Regions from separate parts of the Homo sapiens genome. Here region 1 is linked to region 2. The links are chromatin loops, found by intact Hi-C in ENCODE. Cell type or tissue: psoas muscle. All regions are shown on one strand. Each heading gives the region's core, and the rest is flanking DNA. Links, peaks and the distances in the headings are about the cores only.

What was found. Peaks named below come from ENCODE experiments on the same cell type or tissue, not always from the same donor. Only the 100,000 strongest peaks of a DNase experiment are listed, where the experiment ranks them.
Region 1: it touches region 2 in a loop (6-fold over the local background); 1 of 110 quality-filtered maps calls a loop at or near these places.

Annotation. Positions count from the first base shown.
Region 1 is chr2:26,374,660-26,380,037 of GRCh38, forward strand. It overlaps SELENOI (selenoprotein I), which reads left to right. Exons shown (of 10, transcript NM_033505.4): 6 at 381-489. Among named protein-coding and RNA genes, the nearest start is that of DRC1, 25 kb to the right of the region's middle. In psoas muscle, for the core only: no CTCF peak of the experiment used is centred there; no DNase peak of the experiment used is centred there.
Region 2 is chr2:26,441,229-26,446,606 of GRCh38, forward strand. It overlaps DRC1 (dynein regulatory complex subunit 1), which reads left to right. Exons shown (of 17, transcript NM_145038.5): 9 at 2,994-3,128; 10 at 3,488-3,720. Among named protein-coding and RNA genes, the nearest start is that of DRC1, 42 kb to the left of the region's middle. In psoas muscle, for the core only: no CTCF peak of the experiment used is centred there; a DNase peak (open chromatin) is centred at 3,292.

The DNA of each region.
Region 1 (5,378 bases), core at 222-5,221, 67 kb before region 2:
CTGGGTTCAGGCGATTCTTCCGCCTCAGCCTCCCAAGTAGCTGGGATTACAGGCATGCGCCACCACGCCTGGCTAATTTTGTATTTTTAGTAGAGATGGGGTTTCTCCATGTTGGTCAGGCTGGTCTGGAACTCCTGACACCTCAGGTGATCTGCCCGTCTTGGCCTCCCAGAGTGCTGGGATTACAGGCATGAGCCCCCACGTCCAGCCAAAAGATTGTATTTTTAAAGGTAAGAAGACTTGCCACATACCAAATATAAGCATACTTCTTGCCTTTACTAAAACTGTTTGACTTGACTTAATGCTGCATAAAGCATGGTGACTCCTGATCTTTCTAGCGTTAATGCTTCTGTATGCTTTTGTCTGCATTTTCCTTCCAGACTATTTCTTTTGTCTACATAGTGACTGCAGTTGTGGGAGTTGAGGCCTGGTATGAACCTTTCCTGTTTAATTTCTTATATAGAGACCTATTCACTGCAATGATTATTGGTAAGAAGCTCCATGTTGAAGCCTGTTTTAACCATCACTTTGTTATCAAAAGAGCCGGTATTTGACTATAACAAGCAACAACACCCTTTGCCTCACAAAACCTCCAGGAAGCAGAACAACCCTACAACCTTGTAGGATTTCAGCCTAACCATTAAGAAAAATAAGGTTTCCCTGTTTTTGGGGTTTTTTTGTTCAGCATCAGCTATTTCTAATCAGAGGGAAATACCAAAATAGATCACATAAGCCTGATAAAGTGACTATTCAAATTAACCTAGGCTGTATTGGAGGGTCCACATTTGGTACAGGTTTTATATTTATCTCAAAGTTGAAAATTACTAGTTTGTATGAAATACAGGACAGATGAAATGTAGAGATTATTTTATAATGTATCCACTCAAAAAATTAAGCTTCTATTCCTCTCAGATATCCTCTTTCTTAACCCACTGATTGCTAAAGATTTTTTATGGTGGTAATCTTTCTGTTTTGATTTTAGCTGAAGGGGATATCTGTAGGATGATTGACTGAGTGGAGAGGGTATTAGTGGTATGGAACGAGTGTAAAGAGAAATCTAGATGGTTATTTAGGGGCCCCAGGAGTGGCACTGAGAACCTTTGTAGAAGTAAAAAGGTATATGTGTGGGCTATGTCCTGTATTCTGTTCTCTTATCTAAAAAATAGGCCACACACAGTGGCTCATGCCTGTAATCCCAGCACTTTGGGAGGCCAAAGTGGGAGAATCTCTTGAGCCCAGGGGTTTGAGACCAGCTTGGGCAACATAGTGAAACCCTGTCTCTAGAAAAAACTAAAGTTAATCAGGTGTGGTGCGTGCACCTGTAATGCTAGCTACCTGAGAGGCTGAGGTCAGAGGATTACCGGAGCCCAGTGAGCTATGATCGCATGTGCCACTGCACTCCAGCCTGGGTGACAGAGCGAGACCCTGTCTCAAAAAAAAAAAAAAAAAAGAATAAATAAAAAATAACCCTTTCCCATTTGGTGAACCTTGGTAATGGAATGGGAATTAGGTAAGGCTTAGAAACTGTTTAGAAGATGGTATATTAGGCACTGGCTTTCAGAAAAGGAGTGGTTTGGGCTTTTTTCTGTAGCTCTAGACTGTGCATATTTTAGGAACTATCTTGAAATCTATCAAATGTTCATTTTTGATACCTGTATAAACTGTTTTTTCTTTACCTCAAAAATGCTATTTTTCTTCTCCAATTATGTAGTGACCCTTTTGATTGTCCCATGGCAGGTTTCCTGCATGTTACATTTAAGTGTTAAATTTAGATAAGACAGAATCCTCTGGTATATGAGACATATTTTTTAATGTTAAGTGTGTACTCTAATAGGCACATAATTTTCTTTATAATGTTTCTACTTTTATATAATAAACCCCTGTGTACTATTACCCAGTCTCAACTATTTTCAATACCAGTGCCAATCTTGTTTGAAATGCACCAGTACTCTTTAGCCCCCTGCTTAGCCCCCGGGTTGTGTTATAATATACAGTTTATTTACTTACTGACATATTTGCCTTATATTTGACCTACCATGTGGTGTTCTTTCCCAGAAGTTTGAAGGACTTCCTTTAGGTTTTTTTATAGTGCAGGTCTGGTAGCAGTTTATTCTCTCTTTTTACTTACGTGAAAGTGTATTGATTTTGCCTGAATTTTTTCTTTTGGCATTTTGAATATATCATTTTAATGTCTTTTGACATCCATTGTTTCTGAGTCAGCTCATATATCATTGTCACTCTGTAATGTATTATTTTTCTCTTGTTGCTTTCAAGGTTCTCTTTTTATCTTTGGCTTTCGGAAGTTTGACTGTGATGTACCTAGGTGTGGTTTTCTTTGTGTTTGTCTTTCTTGGTATTTGTTGAGCTGTTGACTCTGTTGGACCTGTAAGTATTTTTGACTGAATGTGTGAAGTTTTCAGTCACAGTTTCACTTCTTGAGATATTTTTTCTTCCCCTCTCTCTTCTTTTCTGGGACCCCACTTACATGTGTGTTACACAGGTTTGCCTGATACTGTCCTAAAAGTAATTTTCTATGGCTTTATTAAGTTTTCTTTAATCTCTTTATTCTTTGTAGTGGATAACTTTTATTCATCTGTCTTTAAATTCATTGCTTTTTTTTTCTTCTGCCATCTCCAATATGCTGTTGAGCCCATCTAGGAAGTCTTTCATTTAAGTTATTGTACTTTTCCCTGGGTGCGGTGGCTCACACCTGTAGTCCCAGCACTTTGAGAGGCTGAGGTGGGAGGATTGCTTGAGGCCAGGAAGTCAAGACCAGCCTGGGTAACATAGTGGGATCACGTCTCTACAAAAAAATAGAAAAATTAAGCCAAATATGGTGGTGCATGCCTGTAGTCCCAGTTACTTGGGAGGCTGAGGCAGGAGGATCACTTGAGCCCAGGAAGTCGAGGCTGCAGTGAGCTGTAATTGTGCCACTGTACTCCAGCCTGGGCAACAGAGTCAGACCCTGTCTCAAAAAAAAAAAAGTTATTGTACTTTTCAGCTGTAGAATTTCCATTTGGTTTTTAAACTTTCTATTTCTCTGTTGAGATTCTTCTGTTCATTATTATCATCATATTTTCCTTTAGTTCTTTGAACATATTTAAAATTGCTGCTTTAAAGTCTGTCTACTGAGTCCAACATCTGGGCCCACTTAAGAGTCATTTTCTGTTGACTGCTTTTTTTTCTATTTCTTTGCATACCTAGCAATTTTTTTTTTGTTGTTGTTGAAAACTGGATATTATAGATTATATTTGTGGAGACTATAATCTGTTCTGCTCTGAGGATTTTTGGTTTTTTGTTCTGATAGGCATTTAACTTGTTTGGACACAGATGAAGAAATTTGTCCCATCACATTGTATTAAGTAGCTCTTGTCTCTGTTTGGTTATTTTCAGCTTTTAGCTGCTGCTTTTTTAGCCAGGTCTCTTGGGGGTCTCCTTTGTGTCTGTGTAGTTTAGTGGTCAGCCAAAGATTTGGGCAAAGTCGATACTGAGATTTTGGCGCTCACCTCTCTATGATTTTTTTGCTTTTGGGGTTTCCCCATCTGAATCTTCGGCTGCTCTTCCAGCAATTGTGTTCTGCCCCCAACCCTCAAGCCAGTAAGGGCTCTGCCTTCTTCAGCCCAGTCTGAGTGTGGGTTGGGAACACACTTAGTAAGAGATACAGCAGACTCACATCTCACCAAGAACACCTCTGTCTTTCAAGCACAGCATCTCCTCTACTTTCTGCCTTCTCTTTCACTATGTTCTGTGGGGTCTCCGATTTGCTTGCTTAGTTTAGCATCCACCCAGGAATCTGGGCAGAGCATATACTCAGATTTAGAATCTCAACCCTTCTGCATCTCTCTCTTCTACAATATCCCCCACCCTGCTTTCTAGTTCCTCTGCTGCTCTGAATCTATTATCTGCTTCCATAAGCTGGTAAGGAAGACTGTGGCTTTCCATCATCTGGTCTGGGACAGGGGGTAGGCAAGCCACGAACTCAGAGTTGTTCCCCAGTGTTTCAAGTGTAAATGCTTCTCGAATTTCTGTCTGTCCTTCAGTATTTTCTAGTACCTTCAAGTAGTTGTTTTAAATATTTTTGTCTGGTTTTTAATCATCATTTGTGAGAAGAATTGTCCTCCCTTTTTATGCCATCATTAACAGATGCCTTCCTTCCTTTAGATTATTTTAAAGCAAATCCCAGATATCATTTCTTTTCATCCGTAAATATTTCACTGTGTATCTCTAAATGATAAGGTTTTCTGTAAAAGAACCACAATTGATGTATTTCTATAGCTGCCGAGTACCTATACATTGCCTTTGGTTGGTATGCCTTTTAAATTTCTGTTAATCTGGCTGGGTGCTGTGGCTCACACCTATAATACCAGAACTTTAGGAGGCCAAGACAGGCTGATCATCTGAGGGCAGGAGTTTGAGACCAGCCTGGCCAATGTGGTCTCTACTAAAAATACAAAATTAGCCGGGTGTGGTGGCGTATGCCTGTAATCCCAGCTACTCGGGAGGCTGAGGCAGGAGAATCGCTTGAACCTGGGAGGTGGAGGTTGCAGTGAGTCAAGATTGCACCATTGCCAGCCTGGGTGAGAAGAGCGCAACTCTGTCTCTAAAATAAATAACTAATTAAAAAATTTCTTTTAATCTACGTAGCTTTTCCCTATTTTTTCTTTGAAGTTTATGTATTGAAGAAAGTAGGTCATTTGGCCAATAGAATTCTTAGATTCTGCGTTTTCCTGGTTGCGGTCTCATGGCATTAACATGTTCCTCTGCCCCTCACTTTTCCTATAAACAATAGTTAGATCTGTGAGCTTATTTTGATACAGGTTTAATTTTGGGGGTTGGGGGGCATGCTGGGGAACAGTGTTATTAGGTACTGGTCTTCCTATTGCATCACATTAGGAGGCATGTAGCGGGTTCAGGTTTTGTATGTCTGTTCCATCTGCTGCAAGTATATATATATATATATTTTAACCTGCTACCTTAAACTATTAAGGGTTAAACTTCACCTAATAATATTAACAGACATTGATTAACATGGCTTAGGAATTCATTCATTCAGTGGATAGGTAAGGAAATCAAGTTTTTATGATAAAATACTTCATAAATACATACTGATAATTCCAAAGCAAATTTGGTAGTACAGAATTTTTACTTAACCTCATTGATCTTATATTTTTATCTCCTTTAAACTATGACAAAATCCTTGGTTTTAAGTGACACAGAATACTCATTTGCTTTATTCCATGAACTATTCACAACAGTCTCCGAATACAGTACCTAAATCAGCAAACAGAGGAAAACTGAAAATTAAGATTTTGTTTTTTTGCAGTTTTATTCATCCTTACGTCTTATCCCACTAGGTGTGTCCCGTCAGTTTACTGTAT
Region 2 (5,378 bases), core at 268-5,267:
TTGTGGAAGGAGACAAGATTGGGGATTTCCCTCCAAACCCCAAATAGCCTATTATTATTTAGGAATTAATTCCACTTGTAGGTTGGTAATACATACATTTTGGACACATGTTGAATGTATAGAGGAACATCAGTTGACCTTTTGGTAGTTACTTATTACAGAAAATGATACTGAATAAATGGGATGGCATCTTAAGCCTGATTATCTGAGAAATAAGAATAGACAGGGGACAATATTTATGAAAAAATTCCCACTATATATGCACCGTACTAGATAGCAGAACATCCAAGAAAGGCACACATCAATACAGTGAGGAGGCACCTGGGAAAGCTTCCCAAAGAAGTGAAATACTGGAGGGGGTGGGGACATGAATTGGCAAAAAGCAGTTAAGAGGAGACTCCAGGTGGACAGTGCTGGCAGCTGGGAATGGCTGGTCTGAAGGCAAGGAGGTAGGATTCAGAAAGTCACACAGTGGGTGAAGAGAATGGGTAAGGTAGGAGGCGGGAGGAGGCGCTTGAGGCAGAGCTTGGGTTTGATGCGTGTGGCTGAGAGATGAGTGGAATCTTCCCTCTTATTTCAAACTCAGACAGCTTTCCCTCAGCCTGAAAAACCCTTCAACGGACCCTGCTGTTTCTAAGCACCATCTTTTCGTCTCTTGCTTTCATTGCCATTTTCCTTTCCTGCTCACCACCACCCAGCATTTCACAATTTGACATATCTGTTTGTGCTGCTCTAACAGACTACCTGAGACTGGATAATTTACAAAGGCAAAAGTTTATTTCTCACAGTTCTGGAGTCTGGGAAGGCCAAGATCAAGGCTGGCAGGTTTAGTTTCTAGTGAGGGCTGCATCTTTCAGAGGGGAGGGATGCTGTGTCCTCACACAGTAGAAGAGCGGGAGAGCAAGCTGGCCTAAGGCTTTGGGAGGCCTCTTTTATAAAGGCCTTAATCCCATAATCCCATTCATGATGGAGGAGGCCTTATGGCCTCATTACCTCTTAAAGGTCCTGCCTCTTAATATTATCACATTGACAACACTGAATTTTGGAGGAGTTACATTCAAGCCGTAGCAACCTATGACCCCAGGATTGGACAAAAACTTCCCACAGTAGGATACTGATGATGCCCTTCTAGCCAAGCGCAGTGGCTTCTCCTCAGGCCTCATCTATTATGATTGGATACTGGATTTTCTTCTTTGGTTTAAATGACCCTAAAATATTTGCTCTTCTTTCTTAATGTATTTGTTTCCTTTGGTGGTTCTGCTTTTCCTTGCTTGATATGTCTTGAGTATCTAGATAAGACAATCTAGAAAATCCAGGCCTTACCATTGCTTTTAATTTTTATTTCATCTGCCACATACCTCAGTCTCATGGTTTTGAATATCCCCTTTTTGTTGATGACTGCCAACCTCATATCCCCAATCCTGAGCTCACCTTTCATTTACCTGGAACTGCCAACGTAACAGTTCAGCTTGGAGAGGCCCTGTCATTTCCAGGGCACAGTTTCTGAAACCAGACTTGCCTCTGCTCCCTGTTTCCAGTTCTCCAGCCTCACTCCCCTGCATCTCTAGCTTCCAGGCACTAAGAACTCTGGACTTTTTTTGTTGAGCTTCCTCTTGCAGCCATTCTTCCCTGTTCACTTCCTCGCCTGCTATCTTGCCCAGACCTTCAGTATGCACCTGGAGTTTGTTTTGTTAGCTTCGGTAATTAGATGACACATAGGAACTCCTTTACTGCATGACATTGGGAAAAAACACTTTGGAATGACTACTTATTTTTACATCTGTGCTTGGAAAGCCTCCTTGAAGGCTGTAGTTAAGGAAATGGGTTAGCTGTTTCTTTCTATCAGAGACTAAGGTAACGACTTTTTTTGCATTTTCTTGATGATGAAAATATGAATGATGAATGTTTGCATTTGAGAGACATTTTGATCATTTCAGAATAATGCTTAGGAGAGGGAAAATCTTATTTTTAGAATTTCTAAACTTAAAATATGTTGGCCTTCAGCTTCTCTGTTACTGTGTGAATGGGGCACTGATAAGAGCCACCTCTGTAGTAGTTTGAAGTCTGAAGTATGGGCCTGGGTCTAAACATTGCGCCTGCCATGCATATTTTATGGGCCGAGTTTCCATGCACAGAGCTCCTGTTAGCAGTGAGATGGTGAGCTGTGCCGTGCCTGGATTCACAGTGCTATTGGACAGGTTTTAACTGCCTCTTGCTATTCTGGAAATTTTGGACCACCCCCTCCCCTGCAAGCCTGGGTAAGTTAGATGCCTCACCTCTGGGCTCCCCTGGCACCCTGCATAAAACTCTCCTATAGCACTTTCCACGCTGTACTGTAATTAACGTTTGTCTTTGTTTTTGACTAGACTGATAGTACCTTGTATTGAAACGTATCTTTGTATTCATCTTTGTCTTTCAACATATCCTTGCGCAAAAGTGGCATTTCATGTTTGTTTAATGAATACGTGGATGAGTGAATAAATGAATGAATGAATGAGTTACTGGACCTGTTAACGGTATCAGCTCTTTGAGGCTGGAAGATTTATGTATCATAGGCTTTTGTGATATGCATTTTTTTTCTTTAAAATTTTCTTGCTTCATGATTGAATTAAACATCCAAGTCATGACAATGAAATCGTTGAGATAGATTATTTAAATATGTGAGGCTGGCCCTAGGTATGGGTATGGGCATTCTGACAAATGATGTATTGTGAAGTAGGTTCTGTCCACAGTCTTGAGTAGGAGGCTGCCTCTTGGTGGGAATGGGCTCTGGATTGTTTTCAATGCGTTTCGTTTTGGACTGTCCCAAGATCTCCTGTTGCCTTCCTTTTGTTGATCAAAATGGGATCTGTGTTTTGGAATATATGGGAGGGTTTTCTGCTCTTCCACAGATCTGCTCCTGGGTTTGTGGTAGAGCTGAATCAGGTGGATGAGAGGAACATACATAATACCTTCTATTCAGCTGCAGACTAACCTTTTTCTCCTTCAACCAGCCTGCATGATATACTTAACAATCTGAGATCAAAATATGCCAAGCAAATAAAGCAGTTTCAGGAGGAGAACCAGTCTCTAACCTCGGACTACAAACGTCTTGTGATGCAATTCAAGGAGCTACAGAAAGCCATGAGGTATCTTAAGGACTTGGTCCTAAGGCACTTGTCCTAGCATAGAGGTGACGGGGATGGAGTTTGTACAAGCTGTGATTTCGTTGGACTTGATGTCACCAGCTATTCTGGGGCTGGACCAGGCACTAGTTAACCTTTTGTGGTGTGTTCCCCTGGCCCTTCACTTGCGTGTCACCTGCCTTTTCTTGAGATGTGTTGGGATGGCTTCCAGTTTATCGTAAGTGGGAATCAGCCGCCCAGGGATGGGGCCAGGCCCAGGAATTAGCACAGCTCCTTTTCATATTCCTGCCCTGCTGCTATTTGAGGGGACCCTGGCCAGGTCCTGGGGCCAGCTGGCCATGCTCTGTGACTCTCCTTCACAGGCATTTTGCTCTTATTGATGATGAGAAGTTTTGGGAGATTTGGCTGATGAATGAAGAGGAGGCGAAGGACCTAATAGCCAGAGCCTTTGATGTGGACAGGATCATCCACACCCATCATCTGGGGCTTCCCTGGGCAGCACCTGATTTCTGGTTCCTGAACAATGTTGGGCCTATTTCTCAGCAGCCCCAGAAGTCCGCCACACAGATAGTAGAAGAAATGCTTATGCGCTCAGGTGACTAGAACACTGTCATAGAGCCTTAGAGCTGGAGGAGCCCCCTGAGAACATCGGGTCAAGCCAGTCACGTTAGAGATAGTCTAGGGAGGAGGGGGAAGAGTATGATTATTGGTATCGCTTTTAAGTCTCCTCTAATTTATAGCTTTGCTCTCTCTCCTGTATTATAAACTGGCAGTTAGGTCTAGAAGCTTGATCAGATGCAGGTCCAATTTATTTTTGCTAAGTACACTATTGTGTAGTACCTCCATCGGGATAAACTAATGTTAAATTGTCTCCCTTTTTGTGATGTTAGCAACCATTGCTAATCATTGTCTAAGATCCATTAACTGTATTAGGGATTGCAAAATGGTGATATGTTAGATTCTGTTCTTGTGTCTTTATTTAACAGAATACTTCTTAAAAGAAAATCTTCCCTTCCTCAGCAATTTGCTACCCTGAGATAGTCTGTATATGAAAAGCAGGATAGATGCTTATTTTTTCTCTGTTTACCAGTTTTCAAAATAATGGGTTGGGCCTCTAGCATCTTCCAAAGGTACCAATGAGTTTTTAAAAAATATTATGAATGCATGAGTTTAAACAAATTTGATGTATTTTAGTTTACTAAAGTAATTATCCTTATTGAGGCTCAAATTGTTCCATCTTTGGCTAGTGGAAATCTTCATATTGGCTTCTGGGTCCTTTTGATTCAGCCCTAGTAGTTATTTATTTATTTATTTATTTATTTTTGAGACAGAGTCTCGCTCTGTTGCCAGGCTGGATTGCAGTGGCGCGATCTGGGCTCACTGCAACCTCCGCCTCCCGGGTTCAAGCAATTCCCCTGCCTCAGCCTCCCGAGGAGCTGGGACTACAGGTGCGCACTGCCACACCTGGCTAATTTTGTTTATTTTTAGTAGAGACAGGGTTTCACCATATTGGCCAGGATGGTCTCCATCTCCTGAGCCCGTGATCCCCCCAACTCAGCCTCCCAAAAGGCTGGAATTACAAGTGTGAGCCACCACGCTTGGCTAGCCCTAGTAGTTTTTTTTAACAGCGTCCTGGCTCTCCAGGATGACCAGGTGTTCAAGGCACACATTATACTTTTCCTGCCTCTTGTCTGGAATCAGCCATTTCTCCAAGGATCCCCTGGTCCTTTCAAATAGGGAATTTTTTTTTTTTTTTTTTTTTTGAGATGGTCTCACTCTGTCGCCCAGGCTGGAGGGCAGTGGTGGGATCTCGGCTCACTGCAACCTCTGCCGCCAAGGCTTCAGCAATCCTCCCACCTCTGCCTCCCGAGTAGCTGGGACCAAAGACTCATGCCACAATGCCCAGCTAATTTTTGTATTTTTTTGTAGAGACATGGATTTGCCATGTTGCCCAGGCTGGTCTCAAATCCTGGGCTCAAGCGATTCCTTCCCAGAGTGCTGGGATTACAGGCTTGTGTCACCATGCATGCCCAGGGAATGGTATTTAGAAACCACGCTGTGGGCGCTGGGTGCTTATTGTTTTGGATTGGCCATTGTTTCTAGGCCTTTTCAGTGGACAGAGCTGAGAGTATAGGATTTCTTTTTTTTGGTAATAAAATAAATCATGAGTTCATTCTAATACCTCCTCATCAACAGGATGCCAGGATTTTTATTTAACAGTATCAAAGTGTATCCCCTTTCTTCCAACTTTAA